2 separate regions of the Mus musculus genome follow, and region 1 is linked to region 2. A link is a loop called in an ENCODE intact Hi-C map of the cell type or tissue named here. Cell type or tissue: heart. All regions are shown on one strand. Region 1 holds the start of Heatr6 (HEAT repeat containing 6). Region 2 holds the start of Pex12 (peroxisomal biogenesis factor 12).

Region 1 (5,000 bases), 450 kb before region 2:
ACATCCTATTAAAAAAAAAAAGGAAAACAAAGATAAATGCACCTGTTAGCCAAGTGAACATCCCCAAATCCCATAGTCAAACGGAAAAGCTCACTGACTGTTCCACACTCAATGAGAAAAAAAAAAATATCCGAGTCAAAGATGAGGCAGAAAGTGGGGGCTGGAGGAATGAAGTTAACAAAAATTTGTTAGGACTAAAGGAAAGGAAAAGCGCTTTTTACCATACAGTGCTATTAAATAAATGCCAACACAGAAACGCACATGCTACAGCTACAGCTAAAAATACCAAATGAGCCAAGCATGCAATGCTATTGGGCAAATCAGAAATAACACTTACACACACACACACACAGAGAGAGAGAGAGAGAGAGAGAGAGAGAGAGAGGGAGAGAAAGAGAGAGAGAGAGAGAGGAGAGGATGCTATCCACAGATTACACCATCTACAGATGCTTAATGAACAGAAAGGCTCTGGGCATATAGTACGTGTCAGGCAGTAGGCTAGGTATTTTTTTTTTTTTTTTTTTTGACTCCAAAGATGAACCAAACACTTCCCTGAACCACAGAGAACTTGTCTCCTCGAGAGGGAGACAGAAAGATAACAAAGAAGATCTGAAGAACAAATAGAACTTTGCCAGACAGACAAGTAATCAAAGAACAAGGGGAGGGGATGGAGTGGGGGAACTCTCAGAGATGCGCAATGTCCTCAGGTGCCTGAACCCGAGGCACCAAGTGCCAAGTGACTGAACCCAAGAGGAGAACAAGGAGAGAAGAATGGAAAGGCACACATTTTGTTGTTGTTGTTGTGCAAAATAGCCAAGTATATAAATAAAAAGCTCCCTTAATTTCACTTAGTTCCACTCTGCTCCCTTATCCGTGGTGAGCTGCTCGGGATTCTTTTCCCCTTTACATCCTTAAGCCCCATATTTTTCTCTTACTGTTTGGCCGCTTGCTTCTGCCATTTGCCAATATACATAGAAAATCTCTGATTATGCGTACACTTGTATGCGTTTTGTTTGTTTTTTGTTTTTGTTTTTCCAATAGCAGACTCTGGCAAAGAATAGTCTGGAATGGGGCTAGAATAGAGGAAGATCAGTGAGAGACTAGGGAGAGAAGAGTGTGAACTGAGAAACATGTTTGAGACAGACTGAAGAATTTTAATCCAACAGGCTCCAGGGTAAAGAAAAGAAGCAGTGTGCATGCCTTGTGTGTATTTGGGGTGGGGTAGGGTAGAATGAATAGGGGATTAGGAGTATGGGAGACAATGTATTCATCTATACGAGCTATCAAGTTTGAGATGCTCGCAGGTAGGACTGGCTCAGGGGTTCTGGGAATCAGTGATATACAAGAGCGGATGTGTATGAATGAGATGATCCTGACAGGAGAAGTGGAAGCAAACGAGAGCTAGTGCCGAAACAAAACAGAAAATACAGGCCTTACGACAAATTTAGGTTCCAATCTAGCTCTGCCATTTGCCCAAACCGTGACGCTGGATCTCTTGTGAGCTTCAGTGCGTACATCAGCGAAATCAACTAAGACTACCCTCGCTCCGACATTCCCGGAGTCGCTCACCAGGGATGGCAGCTGAGGGCGTCAGAGCAGAAGCCTTTGAAAAGATGCTGGCTTGCAAGCTTTCAGATGGAGGGCAGAGAGATATGGCACGGACCGAGGGAGAAAGCCAGCCTGGAACTAAGTCATCCGGGACGTGGGTGAGAGCCGGAGGGGCCGGAGGGAGGAACCAGCCGTTGTCCGGGCAGGATGAGGCGCGCCGCCTACCTCGGGGGCCACGCCGCCGCCCTCGCTGTAGTTCTCGGAGATGAGCTGGTCGAAGAGCAGGTGAATCTCCATGCGGGACACGGTGCTGTCATCCGGCTGCAGCGCGCGGAGCCTGGCAGACAAGCGGCGGAACCCATCGTCCTGCTCCGGCGACAGTTCCCGCGGGGCCTCTCGCGGCTGCCCACAAGGAAGAGAGGCGGCGACCTGCACCGCCGCCATTTTTCCTCCGTGAGAAAGCCTGGGAAATACTTCCGGGGCACCGCTTGGGGCAGGGCCTGGGTGTGTGCTCCAGTTCCGGAAAGCCATCATTTGAACTGTAGGTTGCAAGTCGTTCTGTGATTAGGATAGGTAAAAGGCAGCAGAAATAAGGCCACCCACCACCCCTTACCCTCTCAGAAAGTTTGCTCTTGGGCAGGGCTGACGTTGCTAGAGTTTCAGATTCTGGCTGGAGTTGGAGAGCACTCTTCTACATGGCAGTGACAGAAAAGTGAGCTATATGGCTTCCTTCTACTCTTGATGTTCTGATAGGACACAAGCTGGAGTTATCACAGAGAAAGGAGCTTCAGTTGGGGAAGTAAGTGCCTCCATGAGATCCAGCTGTGGAGCATTTTCTCAATTAGTGATCAAGGGAGAAGGGCCCCTTGTGGGTGGGACCATCTCTGGGCTGGTAGTCTTGGTTCTATAAGAGAGCAGGCTGAGCAAGCCAGAAGAAGCAAGCCAGTAAGTAACATCCCTCCATGTCCTCTGCATCAGCTCCTGCTTCCTGACCTGCTTGAGTTCCTGTCCTGACATCCTTTGGCGATCAACAGCAATGTGGAAATTGTAACCTGAATAAATCCTTTCCTCCCTGACTTGCTTCTTGGTCATGATGTTTGTGCAGGAATAGAAACCCTGACTAAGACAAAAACTTAACGTATTGACATTAGTAGCTTTTTCACGATTAGGATTAGATAACTGAGAGGAACAGTTTAAAGGAAGGAGGATTTATTATTATTATTATTATTATTATTATTAATTTTTTGGTGCACTATTTTAGGTGGTTTAAGGCTATGCTTGACTGAATCTGCTGCTTTGTAGTAAAGGAGAATGATCGTGACAGCAGGGGTATTTGGTTGAGGCTTCTCACCTAAAGCAACCAGGAAACAACAAGAAACATGTCAAGCCCAGGACAAAATACCCCGTTGACCTATCTCCTCCAGCATGGCCCCTTCTTCCCAAACAGTACAATCAACTATGGACCAGGGAGACGTGTCATATTCAAACCATAACAACCTCCAAGAAAATAACTCAAGAAGTGTTGAGACTTTTACATTAATGATTTATTAAAAGAAACAACTCCTTGTCCCACTCCACTGTGCTGCTTGTAATCTCCATACATGGCCTCCATTTTCAACTGTTTTCTTGGTCACAGAGCTCCAAACAGACACATTTTTTTTTCCAGGTAGAAGCTATAGGAAGAAATGAACAGTAATCAGGGAAGATGGCCTTTGAGAAAATTCTTTGTTGGAGAAATAGATATAAAAATTATACACGAGACCTGCTGTTTTGGGTACCTGGCTACTGCCCAGAGTGCAATGAGAAACATTAGATCTTGATGCTGGAAATCCATAGCACCATCAGAAAGCCAGAAAGCACTACAGGTGGGCTGGATAGATAAATACTCTGAACATGAACACTTTGGTGCTGGGGGCCAGCCCCGGTGGGGTCTTCTTTCTTGTTGGTTCTCCTTGAGGTAGCAGAGGGGGGAAGATCACTGGCGGAGGGTACGACTTTTGTCTTGTGAGATATTTAGGGTTGTAGTATAATAATTAAAAGTTCACTTATGTAAGTCCAAGTTACTGTGCTACTGTAGCTGACCTGCCTTCTATGTTCCTGAGGCCAGAAACTGCAGTCTCTGGCACTTAGCACCTCATCCTAAAACAGCAGGAGATTAAGTAAAGGATTAATTGCTAGAACCTTTTCCCTTTTGTTCAGATGCCTCTTGCTTGTCAGGCTATTGAACAATAAACTTCTATTGAACCAGAAGAGAATAATGCTTGCAGAAGGAAAAACTTTTATATAAGCAAATATGCATAAACTTACGTAAATTCATACACAGAATCACATATGTGCATTTATACACTTCCATTAAAACCAGTTGTGTCCAACTTGCATACATTCTCACAATTACATACTTACACACACATGTCTATACTTACATATGCATTTGGAGCAAAAGACCAAGCACAGGTTTCAGAAAGAACTCACTGATTCTACATGGAAAAAGAGCTCCAATCTTTATTGCATAGGGAAAGAAAACGCTTCTAGCCTTTTAATGCTAAATGAGTTAAACCCAAGTTTGTAAGAAGAAAGCTTTGTTCCTTTATAAGAATAAGCCTGCCTTGCTATTCAGAAAAGACCTGTTCTGTTCCATGGTAAGGAGAAGCCTGCCTGCTCCTTCTGCTCTATGCAGCTTCTTTTTTCCCCTCTTTCCCTCTGCATTCTGCACATTGCTCTCTTAGATTTTTATGTTACCTATAGTTTTTAAGTTATTCCACTCTGCATTCTCCTCATTTTGCTCTCTCTTCCTGCTCTGATGTCACAGCAATGCTCTTACTCTCAATGCCTTTTCTCCCAATGATATGCCTTTACTTCTAAGTTCTTCTTGAGTTCAATTCTGTCTAAAAAGTTCTCTTGTGTCCTGACTAAAAGAATTATCCTCAGTTCTATTCTAAAAAGTTCTGTTCAGATCTGTCTAAAAAGTGTTCTGTCTAAAAAGTTCTCCCCAGCCCAGTTCTTCGTTTTCTTTTTTGTCCTTAGCACTAATATATCTTTCAGAATATATGATCAGATGGTAAAAAGTTCATCATAAGTTTACACAAATTCAAATCATAAATTGAAGTTTACAACAGAGAGTGTTTACATGCATATCCATTAGGAGTAATTATCCCACTAAAGATTCATCACCTGTTAAAGTTCCACAAGTTCTTTGAGAGTTAAAAAAACATAACTAAGTTATTAGTGATGTTTTGTATAGATAAATCCAGTCAATATTTTATCTTCTGTCCTAGCATCTATAATAAATCATTAGTTCCCTTTTTATGACCTTTGGTTAATGGTTTTACAACCTTTTGGAATGTGCTTTGAGTAGTAGAAAGTCTGGTTACTATCTAGAAGCAATTCATTGGTGACACAATGGAGACTGACAAAGTTCTCATTGCAGTTTTAACTATCAGAAAAGTATCTAA
Region 2 (5,000 bases):
TGTGAGCTGCTATGCGGGAGCTGGTAACAAAATCCAGGTCCTTTGAAAGAGCAGCTAGTGATCTTAACCACTGAACCATCTCTCCAGCCGCCAGATTTGAAACTTAAAAAACTCATGGTAGGACTGGAGAGATGACTCAGTGTTTAAGAGCACTGGCTGCTCTTCCAGAGGTCTTGAGTTCAATTCCCAGGCAATCCCATGATGGGTCACAACCATCTGTAATGGGATCTGATGCCCTCTTCTGGTGTCTGAAGGCAGCTACAGTGTACTTGTGTACATTAAAAAAAAAAAATAAATCTTTATATATTAAAAACAAAAAACTCAAGGCAACTGGGTGTGGTGGCACAAGCCTTTAACCTCAGCAATCAAGAGGCAGAGGTAAGTTGATCTTTGTGAGTTCAAGGCCAGCCTGGTCTACAATGTGAATTCCTGGACAGCCCGGGCTACACAGAAAACTGTCTTTGAAAAACAAAACAGATGACTTAACCCAATTACATTTATTTACTGAGCATCTATTAAATAATTTCCTATGTAACTTACATTTAATATATACTTAAGATCTCCAAACCTGATGGTCAGGCTTAGCCTTTAATGCCTTCTAATAGAAAGGTTAATCATGTGCCTTCTATTAGACTACACATTTGAGACTGGGGTTTTTAATGCATTATTTGGTAACTAAAAACTGGCACATTACCAAATTGAAATAAAAACTGACACTATTTTTCTTTCCAGAACTGGGAAAGGATCCTAGGGCTTCACACACGTCCTACCACTGAGTTATATAACCAACCAGGACATACTATTTTTAACTTTTTCCTTTTCTCATGGAATACAGTTTCCTTTTTATAGAGTAGTCTTGTGGGTCCATTAATCAGGAAATCTTGACCCTCTGGCTAACCATGATTGATCAACTTTAAACCAAGATTGCTCAAATGGGTGTTTTCCCCCTTCCTCCCCCTTTCACCTCTTTCCCCCTTTCCTCACTGCCAGGTAGCCCACTGCCTCAGGCGCTGGGGTTACATATATATGCCAGCACCTTCTGTCAGAAGAATCTGACCGTGGACACAATGAGCACTTGACACTTGTTCACTGTAACAAGGTTACTTGGATGAAACGTTACTAATTCCTGCTAGAGAGAACGCTAAGGGAGTTATATAGTCCTGTTCTTTTTGAGCTATCTTGTTTTGTGAGCTACTCCATTTAAACGTTGCATCTGTACAAGTATGTGTCGGTACCTCAGGAGACCAGAGAGAGCACTGTATCCCTGGAGCTGGGCTTACAGTTAATTGTGAGCCTCTGAATGTGGGTGCTGAAAACTGAACTCAGGCCCTCTGCAAGAGCAACAAGTGCTCTCACCTGCCCATCATCTCTCCAGCCTTCCCACCTAGAGTTTAAGTTCCTTTTGTTTTAAAATAGCCTGCTTCTGTTCTTTGCAACTAAAAACCTTAATTGATGCAAATGTTTCATTTTCTACCTGTTTTAGCTATTTCTTAGCTGTGTGTTTTTGCTATTCACTTAAAAGCATAAACAGCTAGAGAGATGCTCAGTGGGCTGGAGAGATGGCTCAGTGGGCTGGAGAGGTGGCTCAGTGGGCTGGAGAGGTGGCTCAGTGGGCTGGAGAGATGGCTCAGTGGGCTGGAGAGGTGGCTCAGTGGGCTGGAGAGGTGGCTTGGTGGGCTGGAGAGATGGCTCAGTGGTTAACAGCACTGGTTGCTCTCGCAGAGGACCTGACTTTGGTTCCCAGCACACACATGGTCTGTAACTCCAGTTCCAGAGAATCAAACATACTTTTTTGACCTTTGCAGTTACCAGGCTGCATGTGGCACATACATATATGTGCCAGCAAATACTAGTACAACCTAAAAATCTTTTTAAAATTAAGACCCCATTGGTTAGCATGCGATATTTACCAGATGCTTTATGTAGTTCTCGGGTCCTTAAAACTCAAGGCTGAGCACGAAAGCCAACTTGAATGCTAGCCAAGGATATGTACATAAACCTTAAGACTCTTAAGCTGAAGCCGGGCGTTGGTGGCGCATGCCTTTAATCCCAGCACTCGGGAGGCAGAGGCAGGCGGATTTCTGAGTTCGAGATCAGCCTGGTCTACAGAGTGAGTTCCAGATCAGCCAAGGGCTACACAGAGAAACCCTGTCTCGAAAAAAAAAACCAAAAATCAAAAAAACTTTTAAGCTGAAACAAACATTATTTAAAACAAAAATCTTTAATACTTTTTAGAAATTCAACAATTGCACTTCTGACAGTGACTTTAGTGAAGTATGGATCATACTTTAGAACTATAAAAAAACTTCAAAATTTAAATTGAAACTAAAACCAATCCCTTTATAAGGTTCTCATTATACAAACCAATTGCCCACTTTTATACCCTAAGGTCCTCTAGAGCTGAATGCTACTATTCAGTTCGAGAATCATAACGATCCCTGCGCTGCTAATACTGCTAATACCTACTGAGCTGGAGGGCAGGAATCAATTTCATCTAGCAGAATGTGCCTAGAGCTATAACTTAATTTTACACATGGATGACAAGTTAAGCTGTCTGTAAGTAAGTAAAAAAGTAGCCGTCCTAAATTCTGGTAGGCAAGAATGAATCTTTTGTCATTTTAGTAAAACTTGCTGATAACTGACTAACACTCGGGAAGGTGGCCGACTTTGAGCTAAGCACCACCTGGCAGAAAGGACCTGGCTTGATCTCCCATGGCAACCGGCGTCAGGCAGGGACCCCAGCTCGGCACAGAGGCTCGAGTACCGCCCTCCAGGAAGCTTCGCTCAGAGCTAACCAGGAACAGAATGCACTCACTGCACTAACCCGTCGCCTCGTCGTCAGGGGGGCGGAAACGGAAGTCCCAGTTGGTCATAGAGTTCCCGAGTTCCGGCTCAGGGCTACATTCGATGCTAGAGCGCCTGTCTTCCGCCCGCCGTGTGGAGGTCCTCGGAGCTTCTGTTTCCGGGTACGGTTTCGGTCACAAAGCCGAGACCTCCTTTCGCAGGTGGCGTCACGGGTCCTCTGCTCCGTGCCCGAGGTCAGCAAGCAAGGACGGGCGCTTCTCAGGCAGCCGCCGGAGCCGGGCCTCGCAGCTCCCGGACTGCGGTTCGAGCGACACGTTTCTTGGCCCACTCCCCGCCTCCGAGTCACGCTCTGCCCTGTGAGGTGCAGCATTTGACAAGTCATTCCCCAGACCCCACGTGCCACGTCCCCAGCTCCGGAGTTAACAGTCCTTACTTTGAGACTCCCTCTCCTCCGCCTCCATATAAGCTCCCCCCACCCACCCCCGTTGATTTTTCACTCCTGTAAAATTCAATTTTTAGTTTCAGGTGCCATGCAGAAGGACTAAGACTCAGCACCCGTTTGATACAAAAACAAGTTCATGCTCACTAGAGTGTTCGTGGGAAAAGTGAATCCCAGTTCACACAAGACACAATGGCTGAGTATGGGGCTCACATCACAACTGCTTCAGTGGCGGACGACCAGCCATCCATCTTTGAGGTGGTAGCACAGGACAGTTTAATGACAGCAGTGAGACCCGCTCTTCAGCATGTGGTCAAGGTAAGGTATTACTTCTCTGAATCGTTTCAGGGACGACTGGATAAAACTCCAAACATTTTACTAGTAACCCTAAGTTTGCAATGATCGCCATGTGTCATTTGTATCCAGGACTTAATGGGCATCCATTCAAAGAGCTCTGTACTCCATTCCTATGACCTCAGGAACTCAGACTATACCCCAAAAGCCAATTACTTAAGCCAGGTGTATTGAATTTAAAAGGAAAAGGCTGATGTGAATACAAACTGAAGACTGTAATAAAATGTTTTTGCATCAGGTTCTTGCAGAATCAAATCCTGCGCACTATGGCTTCCTCTGGCGGTGGTTTGATGAAATCTTCACTCTGCTAGACTTCCTGCTCCAGCAGCATTATCTTTCTAGAACTAGTGCCTCATTTTCTGAACACTTTTATGGCTTAAAGCGGATTGTGGCAGGGAGCTCGCCGCATCTTCAGAGACCGGCCAGTGCTGGTCTTCCCAAGGAACACCTCTGGAAATCTGCCATGTTCCTTGTCCTTCTTCCCTATCTGAAAGTGAAGCTAGAGAAGCTGGCTTCTAGCTTGAGAGAAGAAGACGAATACTCTATTCACCCCCCTTCTTCTCGCTGGAAACGATTCTACAGAGCCTTTCTGGCGGCCTACCCTTTTGTTAACATGGCCTGGGAAGGCTGGTTTCTTACACAACAACTGCGTTACATCTTGGGGAAAGCTGAGCATCACTCTCCCCTGCTGAAACTGGCTGGAGTTCGGTTAGCTCGACTGACAGCTCAGGACATGCAAGCTATCAAACAGAGACTGGTTGAAGCCAGTGCAATGCAGGAGCCCGTCAGAAGGTAAGGCCATTCCTAAAACCCCTTTATTAACAAAATTTGAAAATTTGTACCAATCATCCGGTCTACCCTAGCTATTAAGTCACAGAAGTTATTCCTCACATCCATAAAGCATGGGCCACCATCCTGGTGACCTCTCTCATAATAGGCACACCTTTGTGCATGCTTGGTGTATGTAAGAGCCCCATGCGTGGTATTTGCTTTGTGTTATCTTATGCCTCATCACAACCTGAATTAAATGCAGTGGCTTCATTTAACAGTTGAGGGAACCACTAGCCAGAAGATGGCAGAGCAAAGATTCAAGGCAAAGCGATATAATTAATTCTAAAGACTTCTTACCAAGGATGCAACATTACCTTTGTGGAGTGTTAATTCTCTCACAAGTTCAACATGTATGCATCCCAGTGTTGATAAGTTACTTTTTAGGTAAACTGCTTCTTCTGGATGGATTATCTATCTTCCATTTAAAAATTCTCTAAAGTTAAGTATCTGATGCCTTTCTCAAATCAAAACCTAAGTTTCTGTTGTTAAAAACAGCTTGGGGGCCGGGCAGTGGTGGCACACACCTTTAATCCCAGCACTTGGGAGGCAGAGGCAGGCGGATTTCTGAGTT

The links. Peaks named below come from ENCODE experiments on the same cell type or tissue, not always from the same donor. Only the 100,000 strongest peaks of a DNase experiment are listed, where the experiment ranks them.
Region 1: it touches region 2 in a loop (3-fold over the local background); 1 of 42 quality-filtered maps calls a loop at or near these places.

Annotation. Positions count from the first base shown.
Region 1 is chr11:83,750,715-83,755,714 of GRCm38, reverse strand. It overlaps Wfdc21 (WAP four-disulfide core domain 21), which reads right to left. Exons shown (of 3, transcript NM_183249.2): 3 at 3,069-3,221. It overlaps Heatr6 (HEAT repeat containing 6), which reads right to left and starts at 2,078. Exons shown (of 20, transcript NM_145432.3): 1 at 1,774-2,078; 2 at 1-5. The coding sequence starts at 1,992. In heart, no CTCF peak of the experiment used is centred here; a DNase peak (open chromatin) is centred at 1,984; H3K4me3 peaks cover 1,609 bases; H3K27ac peaks cover 1,262 bases; H3K27me3 peaks cover 1,300 bases.
Region 2 is chr11:83,296,878-83,301,877 of GRCm38, reverse strand. Pex12 (peroxisomal biogenesis factor 12) reads left to right here and starts at 2,901. Exons shown (of 4, transcript NM_001364762.1): 1 at 2,901-3,166; 2 at 3,325-3,562; 3 at 3,837-4,390. The coding sequence starts at 3,437. It also overlaps a transcript of Ap2b1 not described here. In heart, CTCF peaks have their summits at 241 (motif pointing left) and 2,910; DNase peaks (open chromatin) are centred at 2,887 and 3,487; H3K4me3 peaks cover 2,269 bases; H3K27ac peaks cover 1,993 bases.